2 separate regions of the Homo sapiens genome follow, and region 1 is linked to region 2. A link is a loop called in an ENCODE intact Hi-C map of the cell type or tissue named here. Cell type or tissue: endothelial cell of umbilical vein. All regions are shown on one strand. Links, peaks and the distances in the headings refer to the core of each region. The heading gives the core; the rest is flanking DNA.

Region 1 (5,702 bases), core at 955-4,954, 77 kb before region 2:
CCAGATTGGCTCCACTGATGCTTTCTTACTGAATTCAGAACCTACCTTGTCAGCAAAGAACTGTCTTTTAAAATTGCTTCTAATATTGGACAATGACCCTGGTCACTCACAACTTCATGAGTTCAAAACTGAAGGCATCAAAGTGATCTTGCCACGAAAGACAATGTCTATAATTCAGCCTCTAAATTGGGGTGTCATAAAGACCTTTAAGGATTACTCTATGAAAAGGATTGTCAATGATACAAAAGAGAACTCCAATAGAGAGAACATGTTGAAAGTCTGGAGGGTTACACCATTGAAGATGTCATTGTTGTTATAGAAAAGGCCAAGTTTTTCAAGGACCAACTGTGTTTGTATGTGTTGGCTGAATTAGAAGATACAACTTTGTGAAAAAGAAAACTTTGAGCCTATTTCTTCTTAATTCACAAAGATAGAGACTATGCTATAATTATCTTTGTATCTCTAGTACCTACCATAGCAAAAACAACAAAGCTAAAAATTTGATTACATCCAGCACTAAAAGGCTGGTGTCATATTTTTATATCTACAATTTGTAATATTTTGATAACACATTCTAAATTGTGGAATATTTTTATGTCTAAATTTTGTAATATTTTGAGAACACATTCTAAATTACTACCTGGTTCACTGTGAATGGCTTAACCTGGTTAAATGTTTGGCTTGCAGAACACATACATAGAAAACTGGAATCATGCTCTCCATGATAGTAATTATGAAAAATGTATATGACAACTATTAATATATCAATGTACAAGGTACATTTCTTCACAGTATATTTTGACATATCACTATTTTTACCCCAAATAGTTATAAAGCAGAACAAATCAATGTTCTATAGTAGTTTTGATGCAAGATGGACACAGATCTGTCTTTCAATGAAGCCTCCATCTTAGCTTTGGTGAAAACTGCTACATGAAAACCAGAGGCATAGAAAGGAGCATTCAGATGAGAAGAAACCAAATCAGCAAAATACCAGGAAGCTCCAGGTGAACATTCTTTGTGCCAGAAGCTAATTATATGTGGTGAAGAAAACAAATTTCTGTAATACCTATCCCCAAATTTGAAAAAAATTAAATAAATTGAATCTTGGCTGTCAAAAAAAATACTCAATAATAGGTAAATATTCAAAGCAACACCTAGGTCAAGAGATATAATGAATTTTCAACAATCCCAAAGACATCTATATATATTAAAAATTATAATACAAATAAGGAGGCCGGGTGCAGTGGCTCACGCCTGTAATCCCAGCACTTTGGGAGGCCAAGGTGGGTGGATCATGAGGTCAGGCATTAGAGACCAGCCTGGCCTACATGGCGAAACCCTGTCTCTACTAAAAATACAAAAATTAGACAGGTGTGGTGGTGGGCACCTGTAGTTAGTCCCAGCTGCTCGGGAGGCTGAGGCAGGAGAATCACTTGAACCCAAGAGGTGGAGGTTTCAGTGAGCCAATATCATGCCACTGCAACACAGCCTGGGCAACACAGCAAGACTCCATCTCAAAAAAAAAAATAAATAAATAAGGGTTAACCCAATTTACTGTCACATTCTTGTTCAGTAAGAATGCCTTCTCTCTTATTTGTGTACCTAACACTTGCTGATAATTATAAGTTTATTATGATAAGTTCATTTAGTCAAGATTCCTTATGGAAGCTGATTTCATAATCAGAGTAATTAGTTTAAGGAGATTTTAGTAAAATAATTTTTTTAATGTGGGCAAGATTTAAGAAAACCAACAGGGAATAGTTCAGTATAGCAGGGTTAGCAAAAGAGAAGCTGTTACCAAACATGGGAAAGGCAAAAGCAAAGGAGCTATTGGAGAGAGACATAGCCCACAGCAACCCAGGAGAGATGAAGTATATATTTCTGAAAATTACTTTGGGCAAAGAACCAAAATAATACAAACCAGTGCTGGTATGGATACTACTTTCATCGTGGTAAACAGCAGCAGGCCACTTTTGGGAAAGCTTGAGGGAAGATTCACAATGTACATCAGCTGCCATGTTGTAAGATCTGTTCTCAGAAAGACCCGGTATGCCCAAGGTTAGGTCAATCCAAAGCTATGAAGTGGTTAATGCCTAGAAACTTAGTATGAGGCCATTTATCCTCACAACAGTGAGTTGAGTTAGGTGTCTACCTGCTTAATGTGGATATAGTTTTGCTGTTATATGTCAAGCAGCATATTAGTAGCTGATGTTCTATTTTGTTTCTAGCAATATTGTGATAAATTACCCAACACCACAGATACTTGTGTGCACAAATTCTGACCACCATTTTTTGTGTATGGCTTATTGTAATAATTCCTTCTACCTTATCTCTGGTAGTTAAGTCCTGTCACCCACCTCTACTACTTTATTATCCTCATGCCCAGTGAGATCAGAAAATTCAACTTTATTATAGCATCCCACAGTAATCTCTGGCTCACAGAAGACAGCTACCATTGAGCATTTCAAGGATGTTTACAAACCCTCTCATCAAAGCATTTCTTAGTATAATATCTTCCAGTTGTTATCATCTGACTCCTTCAGTTGGTATGAAAAGGCAATGCCTTAACAGATTTTACATGACACATTTCTGGCATTTTTGACTCGTAGACTATAGGCTATTACATTTACCAGGCTTTAGTTAGTTAATTGAACAGATCACTGATGCCACACCCAGGTTCACAAGATAGTACATTCATCTTGAATTTGAGGATTATGAAGCCATGTCAATAGATTTTACCCAATACAACATTACAGTTTATCCTCCTGGACTTTATACCCTGGAACACACTCACATAGATGCTTCTGCAGCCTGAGTGATAGAAATTGGGAATCTTTCACAATTTTTTGGCCCATGTCCTCCAAGAGTAGGCCACATAATTGTAAGATGCATGCCATAGATTATCAGTATTTTCTGGCAAGGAAGCTATATACACATTCCTCAAACATATGAGCGATCCAATCCCAGAATTCCATTTCGAAGGTCTGTTTCCTAGGGTCACTCCTGGGTACCAATTGTTGTATCACTTGTTATCTTAGCAGGAAGCAGTTAGACTGGGTAATTCTAGACAAGTTTAATAAAAGAAATATTGTAATATTCAGAGTTTATGAAAATCAAAAGGAAACGTACAGTATTCCAGTACTAATATGGTGGTTTTCAGATTAAAAAGATAGTCATCCTTAATCCCTGCAGTTCTAGGTGTACCTATTGCTCCTTTCATTGAGAGGCCATATATTTTTCCTCCTCTTCATTTCCAGCTGCCTTATGACTTGTTTTGACCAGGAAGAAAATGTCGTTAAAGTGACGCTGAGTCATTTTTGAGACCAGCTCTAAAGAGGCCTGACTGCTTCTGCTTTCACTCTCTTGGATCCCCGAGCCAATATGTAAGAAGCCTGGCTACCCTCCTTGAGGTAGAGAACCATTCAGGTCTCAGTATTTTCTGACACCCAAGCTAAAACTTCCAGCTGGATCCTGCTGCATGTGCTATCCTAGCCAACACAATGTGAAACAAAGATAAATGGCCCCCCAAGTCCCTGATACAATTAAAGAATCACAAAAAAAGTGAATATTTGTTGTTGAGTTACACAATTTGGGAGCTATTTGCTATGTGGATAACTGAAATAGCTAGTAACAGTGAATCACTGTATCACTCTCAGATCTGAAGTATATGTATTGTATATACCTTTCCAGGATGAGCACAAATTCCAGCTTCTCTTTGAAATTTCATGCAGAAGTAGCCTATGAAACCTCTGGATTTCAGCCAGGCACAGTGATTCACGCCTACAACGCCAGCACTTTGGGAGGCTGAGGGGGGTGGATGACTTGAGGTCAGGAGTTTGAGACCAACCTGGCCAACATGGCAAAACACCATCTCTACTAAAAATACAAAAATTAGCTGGGAGCGGTGGCACACACCTGTCATCCCAGCTACTTGAGTGGCTGAGGCAGAAAAATCACTTGAACCCAGGAGGTAGAGGTTGCAGTGAACTGAGATTTAAAAAAAAAAAAAAGAAACCTCTGGTTTTCTAAATCACTTATTGACAAAATAAGGACTGTATCCTTTATAACCAACATCTTAATTATAATTATTTTAATTATTTTTTCTCCCCAATTATGTTGTTGATCTATGCTATGGGAAATCATTTTCATTTGACTCTCGATATAACCTTGAAAACATTTCCATGAATTAGAGTAGGAATTAACACAGAAAAGACTTTGTGTAAAAATACATGACAAAGATGTTCATCAACAGTGGTCAAAATATTGAATTAGACATGAGATTAAATTTTCTTAACAGAATAGTAATTTTAAAAATTCAGTGCATTTATATATTCACTGGCCATTAACAAAGAGTAACTACTACATTCATAAAAATCAATAACTTTTATTTCTACTATTCAATAATTGCTATCTTTTATCCCTAAAGACTAATATGCTTGTGATATATATATATATATATGCATATATATATATATATGCATATATATATATATATATATATATATATATATATATATATATTCAGTATCAGAATTTGCATCTAAAACACTTACACAGAATTTATAGGTTTTTCCGAATCATTATTGGCCATCAATTATATATGTCACATTGTAATGAATACAGTTTTCAGACATAGTGATTTTCATCATTAGTATGATAGTACCTTTAATCTATGATGAATGAATATCCTGTTAGGAAGCATGAAATTAGTAATTGCTAAAATTTGAAAAGTACTTCCTATATACCCTGTGCTTTCCTAAGAGATTTTCACATTAACTCATTTAACCCTCACAGCAGTCCTATGAGTAATATTATTATGATCCCCATTTTACTAGTGAGGACACTAAGGTACAGAGAGATTATGTGAAATTTCTACATGTTAATTGGCTGCAAAACCAATAGGATGGAGTATTATTTTTTATAAGGTCCCAGCAGCTATGTGGACACACCTTGATATGTGAAGTTTATCATTCCATTTTCTTTTAACTATTATCTTTTGGAGTTACTGTAAAGGTAAGTTATCAAAGAAGCTCAGTGGTTTTTCTCCCTTCTTTTATTTTTGGGTTTTCTGTATCATTTCTTCTGTTCCATCTGAGAACATGCTATCTGTTTACATAGTGTGTAGAAACACATAGCTCAGGCCTCTTAAAATTTTTCACAGATAGCTTAGTCAACTTGCATTTGATACATTTGATATGCACTATTTGTTTGTAACACTGGCAAGAATATTTTATTTATATTATTATTATTATTATTTGAGATGGAGTCTCGCTCTGTCGCCCAGGCTGGAGTGCAGTGGCACCATCTCGGCTCACTGCAAGCTCCACCAACCGGTTTCACGCCATTCTCCTGCCTCAGCCTCCCGAGTAGCTGGGACTACAGGCACCCACCACCACGCCCGGCTAATTTCTTTTTGTATTTTTAGTAGAGACGGGGTTTCACCATGTTAGCCAGGATGGCTACGATTTCCTGACCTCGTGATCCGCCCGCCTCGGCCTCCCAAAGTGCTGGGATTACAGGCATGAGCCACCGGGCCAGCCTGGCAAGAATATTAAACCAGTTCACACTTCGTTATGATTGAGATAGTAATGATGGGAGTGATGGCCCGTCTGGAGTGGCCACTGCCACGACACCAGCTGCAGTGGGGAGGCATGGCAAGGGCCACACACTACACAGAGCTGGTGGGAACTGGGAACCGG
Region 2 (5,702 bases), core at 523-4,522:
GTTAATCTCTTACTGTGCCTAATTTATAAATTAAACTTTACCATAGATATGTATGTATAGGAAAAACATAGTATATGTAAGGTCTAGGCATCTACTAGGAGTCTTTTTTTTAAAATTTTATTTAAGTTCCGGGATACATGTGCAGGATGTGCAGGTTTGTTACATAGGTAACAAACCTGTTTTGTTTGCTGCACCTATCAACCCATCACCTATGTATTAAGTACCAAATGCATTATCTATTTATCCCCCTGCCCCCCGAGAGGCCCTGGTGTGTGTTGTTCCCCACCCTGTGTCTATGTGTTCTCACTGTTCAACTCCCGCATATGAGTGAGAACATGTGGTGTTTGGTTTTCTGTTCCTGTGTTAGTTTGCTGAGGATAATGGTTTCCAACTTCATCCATGCCCCTGAAAAGGACATGACCTTTGTCCTTTCTATAGCTACATAGTGTTCATGGTGTATATGTACCACATTGTCTTTATCCAGTCTATCATTGATGGGCATTTGTATTGATTCCATGTCTTTGCTGTCATGAATAGTGCTGCAATAAACATACAGGTGCATGTATCTTTATAATAGAATGATTTATATTCCTTTAGGTATATACCCAGTAATGGGATATCTGGGTCTAATGGTATTTCTGGTTCTAGATCCTTGAGGAATTGCCGCACTGTCTTCCACAGTGGTTCAATTAATTTAGATTCCCACCAACAATGTAAAAGCATTCCTATTTCTACACAGCCTCGCCAGCATCTATTGTTTCTCGACTTCTTAATAATTGCCATTCTGACTGCTGTGAGATGATATCTCATTGTGATTTTAATTTGCATTTCTCTAATGATCAGTGATGTTGAGCTTTTCTTCATAGGTTTGTTGGCCTTATGAATGCCTTCTTTTGAGAAGTGTCTGTTCATGTTCTTTGCCCACTTTTTGATAGGGATTTTTTATGTAAATTTGTATGAGTTCCTTGTAGGTTCTGAATATTAGACCTTTGTCAGATGGATAGCTTGCAAAAATTTTCTCCCATTCTGTAGGTTGTTTATTTGTCCTGACGATAGTTTCTTTTGCTGTGCAGAAGCTCTTAATTAGATCTCATTTGTCAATTTTTGCTTTTGTTACAATTGCTTTGGTGATTTAGTCATAAAATCTCTGCCCATGCCTATGTCTTGAATGGTATTGCCTAGATTTCTTTCTAGGGTTTTTACGGTTTTGTGTTTTACATTTAAGCCTTTAATACATTTGAGCTAATTTTTATACAAGCTGTAAGGAAGGGGTCCAGTTTCAAATTAGGACTCAGGATTAAGAAACTCACAAAAAACTGCACAACTACATGGAAACTGAACAACCTGGTCCTTAATGACTACTAGGTAAATAACAGTAACCAAATCAGCATGGTACTGGTACCAAAACAGATATATAGACCAATGGAACAGAACAGACGCCTCAGAAATAACGCCACACATCTACAACCATCTGATCTTTGACAAACCTGAAAAAACAAGCAATGAGGAAAGGATTCCCTGTTTAATAAATGGTGTTGGAAAAACTGGCTAGCCATACGCAGAAAGCTGAAATTGGATCTCTTCCTTACATCTTATATAAAAATTAACTCAAGATGGATTAAAGACTTAAACATAAGACCTAAAACCAGAAAAACCCTAGAAGAAAACCTAGTCAGTACAATTCAGGACACAGGCATGGAAAAAGACTTAATGACTAAAACACCAAAAGCAATGGCAACAAAAGCCAAAATTGACAAATGGGATCTCATTAAACTAAAGAGCTTCTGCACAGCAAAGAAACTATCATCAGCATGAACAGGCAACCTACAGAACGGGAGAAAATTTTTGCAATCTATTCATCTGAAAAAGGGCTAATATCCAGAATCTACAAAGAACTTAAACAAATTTACAAGAAAAAAAAGAAACAGCACCTTCAAAATGTGGGCGATGGATATGAACAGACACTTCTCAAAAGAAGACGTTTATGCATCCAACAAACATGAAAAAAAAGCTCAACATCACTGGGCATTAGAGAAACGCAAATCAAATCCACAATGACATACCATCTCATGCCAGTTAGAATAGTGATCATTATAATGTCAGGAAACAACAGATGCTGGAGAGGATGTGGAGAAATAGGAACGCTTTTACACTGTTGGTGGGAGTGTAAATTAGTTCAACCATTGTGGAAGAAAGTGTGGGGATTCCTCAATGACCTAGAATGAGAAATACCATTTGACTCAATAATCCCATTACTGGGTATATACCCAAAGGATTATAAATCCCATGCACTTATGTTTATTATGGCACTGTTCACAACAACAAAGCTTTGGAAGCAACCCATATACACCATGGAATACTATGCAGCCATAAAAATGGATGAGTTCATGTCCTTTGCAGGGACCTGGATGAGGCTGGAAACCATCATTCTCAGCAAACTAACACAAGAACAGAAAACCAAACAACACATGTTCTTACTTATAGTGGAAGTTGAACAATGAGAACACATGGATACAGGGAGGGGAACATCACACACCAGGGCCTGTCAGGGAGTGTTGGGCTGGGGGAGGGATAGCATTAGGAGAAATACCTAATGTAGATGACAGGTTGATGGGTTCATGAATCCACCATGGGACATATACCTATGTAACGAACCTGCACATTCTGCACATGTAACCCACAACTTAAAGTACAATAATAAAAAAAAAAATCCTATAATGCTTACATTAAAAACAAGTTGAATTGTGTAGTTTTCAGAATGAGTTTTTAAATGTATTTCAGATAATGCATCATAAATATCTTTAAAACATTATTGGTTCAGGAAAGTTATGTAGCACCAAATTTATCCTGGCACCTATAATAAATTTTTAATGTACCAAATGTTGTTTTGAAGACTTATCTTATCTCTTGCATGAAGCATTTCCATTTTTCTCTGAGAGTTTGAAGAAGAGGAAGTGAAGTCACTAAACAGTTCTCCTGAGGTGGAATTTACTTCCTTACAAAAATAAGCCTAATTACTCCTTGAATACAAAATTTACTGAAGTAACAAGAAGATTCATATGAGTACTCTGATATGTGAAACAGAAAATATTCAAAGTCTTATTGTCAAGAGTCCATAATTAGAATTCTCTAGACTGAATAGTCATCCTTACTAGACATAAGGATAATTTACTCATACAAGAATTTGTCCATCATTTAAATATTTTGATAGCCATAGAGCACAAAATTATGTTCAGGCTAGCAAGTGAAGTTTTGCATTATCTCTTATGGGGGATTGGTCAGCGTGATGGAAGAAGCTGTAGGGAAAGAAGCAGACCTTTTGAAATGTCAGAAGGCTCTGCAAAACTTTGGAGGAGAATAAGCTGAAGGCAGCTGTTCTCTTACCCTGAAGCAGAGGGTGAGGAGTAGGTACAAGGAAATATAAGAGAGTTTATCTAAATAGGCTTGTTTACTTATGTTGTCCAGAAACCAACTTTTGATCATCCCATTCGAGACTGCTCCCACAAGGGGGAACAACAATGTTAATTACCCACAGATTGTGTTGGTTCCAGGCTTTTGGCATTAGGTCTGTACTGAATAAAAGCAAAGAGCTCCAGCTTATTGAGACTGCTCACTCTTCGGCCACCTACTGCCGGGCAGTCCCTTAACTGCTCTTTCACTGGATACCTGTGTCTGAGTACTCCTTTCATCCGTAGCCCGGCCAGGGTCTGCGGATGGACCCAGCAATCTCTGGCGAAGGCTGAAAAAAAGACTGAAGATGGCAATCTTAAGGTTGATTTTTAAAAAGCATCCACCTACTTGTTTTAGGAAAATTTTCCGATAAATGTTGGTAACAAAAATTAATATCATACATATTATCTGTACATATATGTAAGCATGTATCATGGAGACAATATTATGAAGAATTAAGGTGATAGTTTTCCATTCTTACAGCAAACCAGATCCATCTAAAGCCATTCAATAGCATAGCTACAGTAAGTCAAGGGCAAAAACTACTTCATGAAGTCGACAGAAATAATATAAGGAATACTCTCACCCAATTAGAAAGAAAATTAAAAAAAAAAACAAAACTATTTCTGTCTAAGAGACTGGAACACAGAAAGGAAAAGTGAAAGAATAAAGTAGTCAAACATGAGAGCTCTGGTTCCCTATCAAAACACACACACACATACACACACAGGACTGGGAGATTATACAGGAGATTGAAGGTGAAATTATTAAAAGGCATTTACTAATTGCCCTTTTAGCAGAGTCCATTGTCATGCACAGCTTCTCCAAAATAAGCAGGAAGTGATTAGTTACAGAAGGAGCCTCAGATATTGCTCACAAGCCTCCTGCAGTGACTATGTGGTGTAGTTAAAGTCTAGAAATTACAAATGTTTTGTGGCCAACACGAAACTTATCTGTGAGTCATTGCCTGGGGGGCTTACTTGGACAAGGGCTGAGAGAATTACCAGTAGCTTGAACAGCTTAAGGGCGGGACCAAGTACAGAATGAAGCTCAGACTCTGAAGAATTTGCACTACTAAGGTAGGACTGAGGCAACACATCTGTGCTCTAACTCAGCAATCCCCAACCTTTTTGGCACCAGGGACCAGCTTTGTGGAAGACAATTTTTCCATGGATGGGGTGAAGGGGATGGTTTCGGGATGATTGAGCTGCATTATATTTTGTGCACTTTATTTCTATTATTATTACATTGTAATATATAATGAAATAATTACTCAACTCAGCATGATGTAGAATCAGTGGGAGCCCTGAGCTTGTTTTCCTGCAAATAGTCCAATCTGGGGGTGATGGGAGACAATTATACCCAAAATGTGTTGCTTATGTTCAGTCTACTCTGTATCTCACTTCGATTGTGGTCACTGCAGAAAATCCTGCTTCACAAAGACAGAGTGCTGGAAATGGAAGCAGGGTCCTCAGTGCTTTTGTGGCAATCTCAGGATATTCTACCTTGATTTTAATCCAGAATATATGGAGATCTGAAGTTGTATCAAACATATTTTTAAGGCCACTGTCATTTGCGATATCAAGCAGTTGGTCCTCTTCTAGCATGGCCAAAGTTGATTCACCTGGCTTATTCACATGTAAGTCACAGATCCATTCTTTCCCAGTTTGGGGGTCTTTTGTGGTTAGGTCTTTTGGCAAAGTTGATAGGTGACTATGAACCAGTTGGGAGAAAGAAGGCCCTGGCTCAGTCTCTTTGAAAATCTCTGCTAATGTTTGATACATGTCAAAAATCCCAATATTCACTCATCACCCTGATAATTCCAGTTTGGCTTTGAATGGAGCCACATTATCTGCCAACTTGAACACAGTTGTCATTCTCTCCTGAAGTGACAGATTGAGTTCCTTGAATAGGGTGAATATGTCAAACAGGTAAGCAAGTTTTGCAGCGCACTCTGTGTCACTGAAATGTGCTGCAGTGGTGACTGTTTTTCTAAAAGAAATCTTTGGAGTGGCTCTCACAACTCAAAAATTCTGGGCAGTGGTCTACCTTTAGAAGGCCTGCCTGTAATCCCAGCACTTTGGGAGGCCAAAGCCGGTGGATCACCCAAGGTCAGTAGTTCGAGACCAGCCTGGCCAATATGGTGAAACCCATCTCTACTAAAAATACAAAAATGAGCTGGGTGTGGTGGCACATGCCTATAATCCCAGCTACCGGGAGGTTGAGGCAGGAGAATCTCTTGAACCTGGGAG

What was found. Peaks named below come from ENCODE experiments on the same cell type or tissue, not always from the same donor. Only the 100,000 strongest peaks of a DNase experiment are listed, where the experiment ranks them.
Region 1: a loop joins it to region 2, with 8 times the contacts of the local background. A loop is called at or near these places in 1 of 110 quality-filtered maps.

What each region holds. Positions count from the first base shown.
Region 1 is chr4:32,216,719-32,222,420 of GRCh38, reverse strand. No RefSeq gene overlaps it. Among named protein-coding and RNA genes, the nearest start is that of LINC02353, 130 kb to the left of the region's middle. In endothelial cell of umbilical vein, for the core only: no CTCF peak of the experiment used is centred there; no DNase peak of the experiment used is centred there.
Region 2 is chr4:32,139,522-32,145,223 of GRCh38, reverse strand. All of the region lies in intron 1 of LINC02506 (long intergenic non-protein coding RNA 2506), which reads right to left. It overlaps LOC124900845 (a long non-coding RNA gene), which reads left to right and starts at 4,446. Exons shown (of 2, transcript XR_007058441.1): 1 at 4,446-4,529. In endothelial cell of umbilical vein, for the core only: no CTCF peak of the experiment used is centred there; DNase peaks (open chromatin) are centred at 2,983 and 4,323; H3K27ac peaks cover 1,484 bases.